2 separate regions of the Homo sapiens genome follow, and region 2 is linked to region 1. The links are chromatin contacts, found by Hi-C or POLR2A ChIA-PET in ENCODE. All regions are on one chromosome and are shown on one strand. The core of a region is the stretch at or near the end of the contact, and the rest is flanking DNA. Distances in the headings are between cores, read along the strand shown.

The links. Hi-C counts contacts between places; a loop is a spot of excess contacts on that map. ChIA-PET counts read pairs that join two places held with the same protein, here RNA polymerase II (POLR2A). Pooled maps may share reads with other maps.
Region 2: a pooled map shows a loop between it and region 1 (6-fold over the local background). The contact joins the enhancer-like site here to the promoter of METTL17 in region 1. A Hi-C loop is called at or near these places in 1 of 37 single-sample maps with no recorded cell type and 8 of 50 pooled maps. POLR2A ChIA-PET finds 5 or more read pairs at or near these places in 2 of 52 experiments (OCI-LY7 and Panc1).

What each region holds. Positions count from the first base shown.
Region 1 is chr14:20,988,098-20,991,989 of GRCh38, forward strand. It overlaps METTL17 (methyltransferase like 17), which reads left to right and starts at 1,883. Exons shown (of 14, transcript NM_022734.3): 1 at 1,883-1,980; 2 at 2,133-2,286; 3 at 2,367-2,501. The coding sequence starts at 1,906. RefSeq lists a silencer at 1,530-1,659 and an enhancer at 2,410-2,459.
Region 2 is chr14:21,306,799-21,310,690 of GRCh38, forward strand. RPGRIP1 (RPGR interacting protein 1) reads left to right here. Exons shown (of 25, transcript NM_020366.4): 7 at 933-1,038; 8 at 3,786-3,809. Among named protein-coding and RNA genes, the nearest start is that of RPGRIP1, 29 kb to the left of the region's middle. RefSeq lists enhancers at 2,086-2,613, 2,436-2,595. Within about 2 kb of position 2,058, at least 12 of the 41 ENCODE cell types and tissues checked have a DNase peak (open chromatin) inside an H3K27ac peak, as active enhancers do.

The sequences.
Region 1 (3,892 bases), core at 633-3,132:
CTTGGATAAATTTCCTACAAGGAATCATTTCACAAAGTTTTATGGACAGAAAATGCCCATAATTTGGATGGTGGCTTTTGGAGCCGTGACATGATCTCAGCTATATGAATAGAATTATAAGGACAAGATGCTGAGGGATTTACTCAAGAGCTCTGACTAGCTGACAGTAGAATCTTGGCAGATCTTCCAACACACACATCTAGTATGGCCCAATCTTCAGAATTATCTGTGCATTTGGGCAAGAATAGGCCCCATCGCCAGCACCCTGGCATTTGGGCAAGACTCGCACAAAAAATGAGGGATGGCTTCAGGAGTAAGAACCTTTGAGACGGCCTGGGTTGTGGACTTAATAGTCTGGAGAGATATCAACAGGTATCAATTTAATTTAATGGTTCCATTCCTCAGATATCTCTAGGGCAGAGTCCTCAGCCCAGGGCACACACAGAATCACGACTCTGAACGTGAGCATTCTCACTGGAGGGGTAGAGGTCACTGTGGTGACCCTTTTGAGCACCCAGGAAAGATTCCCAGGTAAAAGGAGGACTGAGGAAAAGCTGGAAAAGAGGCAAGTGTCAGCCTAGGATGTGTCAGTGGGCCATGCATTCATCTACAGGAAGGGCGGTTCCGCCTGGAAGAGGCAGAGCGGCCCTTCTCCCCCTGTCCACCCATGTCTCCTCACCCCACCTCACCCCGAGATGAGGAGCCCTGAGAGAGCTGGCAGGCTGCAGTCGGTGAGGTCTGCAGATTTGGGGAAGAAGTCGAATAAGGTAGAGAACCACAGAAGGAAAGTCCAATTAGGGCGCTGGGGCCTGAGATCATCAGGCCCTAGCCTGATGACTCAGGAGTCTAGCCCTCCAGATGAACTGGCTGGTTCCACACACAGGTCAAGTGGATGTGCTGGGAGAACATCCTAAACCTGTAACGGAAATTAGGGGGCCAGGAGCCCACAGAAATCACACACTGGGTGAGCTCAAGTGTTCGGAGACTGAGGTAGCAGTTGTCCACTGTCAGGTCCCGAAAGTAGATATCGCCTTGCATATGCCATTTATCCTTCTGATGCTCTAGTGAATGAAGGTGTTGATGAGCTTGCAGACTCTGGAGACCATTCCCCTATGCTATATTATCACGTCACAATAGTGGCTGGACCCACCTGAGATTCTGCACCTCAGGTAATCAGACGGCTACTGTCTAAGTCCTGGGCCTGGGGGAAACACTCTGACGTAGCAGCAGACACAGGAGGGTCCCCGTCAGAACCATGTTTTCTGTGAAGTGGGGATCAGTCCTTTTCCCTGAAGTACCTAGCACATAGGTGTTCTCAGTAAGTGTTATGTTAGCTTACTAAGAAGACTGGTCTCATTTGAAGAGAAATTAACAAATGTAAAAAAATAAATAAACCTATTAACTAGGTTTAATATTTATCAAACTATTAACTATTCAATAATCATTTAACTATTAATTTCTGTTTTCTTCAGTCGCTTAAATCTGATTTTTCTCTTCTTTCCGTTACTGCAGTCTCCCTTTTTCACACAGGGAAACAACCCAAGACTCAGAGTTCTCCGCGGAGGAATGCAAAGAACACAGGAAGTCAGTACTCCCAGAAACAGTCTTTGCTGGCGCGCTCACACCCAACCCCATCCCGCCCCCGTCCCGTCCCGCCCCGCCCCACCCCACCCTCTTGATTTCTGGGGCCGGTGACCAGGCCCAACGCAGCCTTCAAGTCGGCCCAAACACGGTTTCTGCCTCAAGGATTATTTATATAACCATTGCTTATTGGCTGCTGGCAAACACTCGCTCTTCTCGTTGGCTGAAACTGTCGGGAGAAGTTCTGCGAAGGCTGCTCCTTGCGGCGTTGGGACTGAGGGTCACAGGCACCTGTATTTCCGTTTCCGGTTCGCCTCCGGAGCCATGGCGGCGGCACTGAAGTGTCTACTGACATTAGGAAGATGGTGCCCCGGCCTTGGAGTGGCTCCCCAGGCCCGGGTGAGTGCCTACATTCCCTGCTGTCGGAGAGACTCTGGATCTGCAGAGACATCTCCGCGCAGAGGAGGAGCGCTCCTGGCAGCCCCCGCCCTAGCGATTGCCAGCAACTTTCCTTTCTGCCAGGAAATCAACCTACCTTTCTCTGCCTGCAGGCGCTCGCCGCCTTAGTACCCGGAGTGACCCAGGTAGATAACAAGTCCGGTTTCCTGCAGAAGAGGCCTCATCGCCAGCACCCTGGCATCCTAAAGCTGCCGCACGTGCGGCTGCCACAGGCACTGGCTAACGGTGCCCAGTTATTGCTACTTGGTGAGTAACGGCGGGAAAGCGAGAAGAAACGGGACTGGACCTACATGCAAGTGATTCCGCTTTTCGTCTTTGGCCCATAGGGAGCGCTGGGCCCACTATGGAGAATCAGGTGCAAACACTGACCAGTTATCTCTGGAGCAGACATTTGCCTGTAGAGCCAGAGGAGTTGCAAAGACGGGCTAGGCATCTTGAGAAAAAATTCCTGGAAAACCCAGGTAGGACTTAAGAATAATTAAAAAGTGGGCGAGATTGAAATATCGGTTAGAAATGAAGAGTAAGAAATAATTCTACAATCTCTCAGATACTGAAGTCTCTTATTTGACTTTCTAACCAGAGCAGCAGTTGTTACAATGATGCCTTACTAAAAGAAGGTAGATTATTTTAGAGATTGCTTAGGTAAAGGTCAGAATGTCCCAGTATACTGTTTTTTGTTTGTTTGTTTGTTTTGTTGTTTTGTTTTTGCTTTGAGACAGAGTCTTGCTCTGTCACCCAGGCTGAAGTGTAATGCTCGATCTCGGCTCACTGCAACCTCCGCCTCCCGGGTTTAAGTGATTTTCCTGCCTCAGCCTCTTCAGTAGCTGGGATTACAGGCGTGCACCACCACACCCGGCTACTTGTATTTTTAGTAGAGACGGGGTTTCATCATGGTGGCCAGGCTAGTCTCGAACTTCTGACCTCAGGTGATCCGCCCACCTTGGCCTCCCAAAGTGCTAGGATTACAGGCATGAACCACCGCGCCTGGCTACCAATATACTGTTAAAATCTAGATATTTATTTTTTTCTGCAAGTCCACTGGATTAGGACCTTCTAAGTTTTTATTCAGGTAAAATAAAGTCCCTGGATGGTCCCTGCCCAGTACTGAAACCCTCTTCTGGGATAAGAGGGTAAATATAATTCATCAAGTTAGTTTCATGATTGTGAGCTCCTTGACACTACCATTTATTCATCTTGCATTCCCTGCACACCTCACAGTACCTGGCTCACAGTAGTTCAGTAGATACTTGCTAAATAGTACTGAACTGAACAGTCATGAGACGTAGATTTTCAGATTTCTTTCCTCTCCATAGGAATAGTGGAGATCATCAAAACCTTAAATTTTGGAGAAGTGAAGAAATCCAAAAAATAATGTCCTTGGCCTACCCTTTAAAAAAAATTTTTTTTTTTTGAGACAGAGTCTTGCTCTGTTGCCCAGGCTATAGTGCAGTGGTGCGATCTCAGCTCACCACAACCTCTGCCTCCCGGTTTCAAGTGATTCTCCTGCCTCAGCTTCCCAAGTAGCTGGGAATACAGGTGCACGCCACCACGCCTGGCTAATTTTTGTATTTTTCGTAGAGAAAGGTTTTCACCATGTTGGTCAGGCTGTTCTCAAACTCCTGACCTCGTGATCCGCCTGCCTCAGCCTCCCAAAGTGCTGAGCTTACAGGCGTGAGCCACCGCACCCAGCTTACCCTTTAAATTTGTATCACACTTTCCTTTAATATAAAACAAACCTGTGGGACAGGATTGGTTAAGCTGAATAAACCATTCTTATAAATAAAATGCTATCTGATACAATCTGTTAGTGGTAGTTGTTACCGTTAATTCTTGCCTGAAACTTTTCTCTAGG
Region 2 (3,892 bases), core at 808-3,307, 320 kb after region 1:
AGTCTCACTCTGTTGTCGCCAGGCTGGAGTGCAGTGGTGCAATCTCGGCTCACTGCAACCTCCCCCTCCCAGGTTCAAGCAATTCTCCTGCTTCAGCCTCCTGAGTAGCTGGGACTACAGGTGCGCACCACCACACCCAGCTAATTTTTGTATTTTTAGTAGAGATGGGGTCTCACTATGTTGGCCAGGATGGTCTCAATCTCTTGACCTCGTGATCTGCCCGCCTCAACTTCCCAAAGTGTTGGGATTACAGGCCTGAGCCACCGCACTCGGCCACTATTGTTATTTTTTGAGACAGAATCTCACTCTGTTGCCTAAGCTGATTTCAGCTCACTGCAACCTCCGCCTCCCGCAGTTCAAGCGATTCTCTTGCCCAGTGTCCATAGCTGGGATGACAGGCTTATGCCACCACACCCATCTGACTTTTGTGTTTTTAGTAAAGACAAGGTTTTGCCATGTTGCCCAGGCTGGTCTCCAACTCCTGACCTCAGGCCATCTGCCCGCCTCAGCCTCCCAAAGTGCTGGGATTATAGGCGTGAGCCACGGTGCCTGGTTCATAATCTTCTTTTTAAGTTTTCTAGCACGTTCAAACCTCACTGGTTTCTCTAAGGAAACGGCTGAGACCTAGCTTGACATTGCAAGGTTTGTGGGAAATTATGAACACCATCATTTAAAAAAGTAGTTATTATCTTTTCTCATAACATAAGCTTAAGGTTAGTGATCTCTATCAAATCTTGGCTGGCGTGATGAGAAATGGGAGAAAGGAGATTATTTACTAGACTGTACATACACCACATACTTGTGTTCTAGTGTGGGTAAGACGGGAAGGCAAGAGACAAGAGGGAGGTATTCTTACTAGGGCATAGTCAAGGAGAAAATGTCTTTAATTCTATCCATGTTCAGACAGAATAATTTAGCGCCTTTCTCTGCAGAGCTTCCATTAAAGAGAAGGTAGAGCTGATTCGACTTAAGAAGCTCTTACATGAAAGAAATGCTTCATTGGTTATGACAAAAGCACAATTAACAGAAGTTCAAGAGGTGAGTTGCCATCATCAGCTGTGCTTTCTTGGTGGGGGGAAACCCCAATTAAGAGATTCATATTATTTTCTCCATTTTAAATATGAGAAGCCACAATTCAGAAAGACAATTTATAAGTGATATCACACAATTTATAAGTGATATTCAAATCCAAGCCTCACAACTCGGAGTCTATGCTTTTCCCAGTATTTCCCATTAGTTCTCTATTAAGAGGAAGGCTCAAGCTCTGCCTGCTAAGGTGAAATAAAGTGGAGTTAACTTGTGTAAGGGTTACGGTCCCCTACGAAGACCACAACCAGAATGTGATTAAATTAGGAAGCCAAAAGCAGTCACAGGGAAGGGAAGGAAACTAGCCTTTTAATTAGCACTTTCTGTGAGCTGTACTCTGTCCCAGATATTTACAGTCATGATCTTTTTTAAGCCTGACAACAGCCCTCAAGGTAAGTATATTTAGCATTAGCACACATTAGAAACTAACATCTGATTGGTGGAAATAGAGTATCAAGGGTCAAAGTAAGGTCAGCACCATCCTTTTATTGAACAAATATTTATCCAGTACCAGGAATTGCAAAGCACTGGGATACAAAGATTCCAAGGGTAAGTAAGAAAAAACTGCCTTCAAGGAGTTTATAGGAGTGAGAAAACAAGTAAACAAATTCAACTATCCTATGCAGGGTATGGGCAGGACACAAAAGAGAGAGTAGTCAGACCCACCAGTGGGTGAGGTGCTGATATGGCTGATAAGTGGAGGAACACCAGGGCTCTTGTCTCACGCGAATTAGATAAAACGACACGGACACAGGTGGAGCGGCTTTAAGGAGCGGAGAGTTTAATAGGCAAGAAACAAGGGAGAAGAAAGACGGAAGAAGCTCCCCTGTACTGAGACAGAGGGAGAAGGACTCCAAAGCAGAGAGGGGAGACCTCATGTGCCGGGAAAAGTGGCTGCTTATATGAGTAGGCAGGAGGAGGTAGTGTCTGATTTGCATAGGGCTCAGGGGATTGGTTTGACCAGGCATGTCACTCATGTAGCCTGTGGAAAAAACTGGCCCTCCTACCCTAGTCTTTTAATATGCAAATGAAGGGCGCCATGATGTTCTACACACGTGGGGATATGTGGGGGTGGCCATGTTGCCAGGTACAGGTCGGGGAAAGGACAGGAAGACAAGGGCGGGAATCGCCATGTTTGGGTGGACCCAGTTTCTAAAGACCTGTATTTGCATATCAAAGGTTGCCTTCCCGGCTGTAAGAGCCAGGGCTTTCCTGCTAGACAAAAAACGTTTCTGGAGCTGCTTTAAAGGACGAGAAAACTTTCCAAGGACCCCTTTTCCTCTCTATCTGCCTAAAATTATTTTTAATAACTCCTTTAACAGTGCCAGATCAGAAAAGGATTAATGACTGGGTGCGGTGGCTGGAGCCTGTAATCCCAGCACTTTGGGAGGTCAAGGAGGGAGGATCACTTGAGCTCAGGAATTCGAGACCAGCCCAGACAACATGGCGAAACCCCATCTCTATCAAAAATAGAAAAATTAGACAGGCATCGTGATGTGTGCCTGTAGTCCTAGCTACTATGGAGGCTGAGGCAGGAGGATTGCTTGAGTGCTTGAGCCCAGGAGGCAGAGGTTGCAGTGAGCCGAGATCCCGATACGGCACCTCAGCGTGAGACTTTGTCTCAAAAAAAGAAAAAAGAAAAGGATTAATAAAGGAATAGATTTGTGAGTTAAATACTGAAATACTAAAAGATTAGCTTGTGTTAATAAGTGTGTAAGAGAAGAGGGGGCTTTCCATGAGAGCAGAGGTGAGAAACATCAGGTCTGGTCATGAAGGACACACTAAGAATTTTTTTTCTCGTTGTCATTAAAGACAGAACATGCTAGGAATTTAGACTTTATCCTACAAACAGCAGAGAGCTATGTGAAAGGGTTTTAAGCAAGTTGATATGATCAATTTTTTTCTCTCTCAAGATTATTTGACCTTTTTTAAAAAATAAAAAATAAATTTAAAAAAAAAGTTTGGGAGGCTGAGGTGGGTGGATCGCTTGAGGTCAGGAGTTTGAGACCAGCCTGGCCAACATGGTGAAACCCCGTCTCTACTAAAATACAAAAATTAGGTGTGGTGGGGGGCACCTGTAATCTCAGCTACTTGGGAGGTTGAGGAAGGAGAATTGCTTGAACCTGGGAAGCCGAGGTTGCAGTGAGCCAAGATTGTGCCGCAGCACTCCAGCCTGGGCAACAGAGTGAGACTGTCTCAAAAACAAAAACGAAAACTTACCTCTCATATTTGCTACAAGGATTAAATGAGATAATATGTGTGAAATGATTATAATGATCATGATGTGGCAGGTAATGAAACACATAGTAACACATAGCAACTACTCAACTAATTATAGCTGTTGTTATGATCATTCTTTTTTTTTTACTAAAACTGAAGAGATCTTTCTGAAGTGTGCTAAGTAACAGTACCTAATTTAAGATTAAACATTTTTCTTGGATAATCCACCAAGTACAATGCAAATGTTAATAAATGACCCTTCATTCTTTTTTGAGAAATGGTGTGAATGATTGCAGTCACAGACTACTTGGCAAGCTAGGGCAGGGGAAAAATAGCAACAATTAGTAAACAAGTACACAAATTGATTTGTTTTGTGGGATTTTTATAATGTCTTTAAAAATGTTAAGCATTATATTACAGTGATAAATATATCATGAAATTGATAAATCAATAAAATAATAATAATTTCTTTCTTCCAGGCATACGAAACCTTGCTCCAGAAGGTACTTAATGAGAATTGAGTCTCTGTTTCTTAGTAACCAGAATAATCAAACCCAAAGAAATCTATGTTCATCTCCAAGTAACA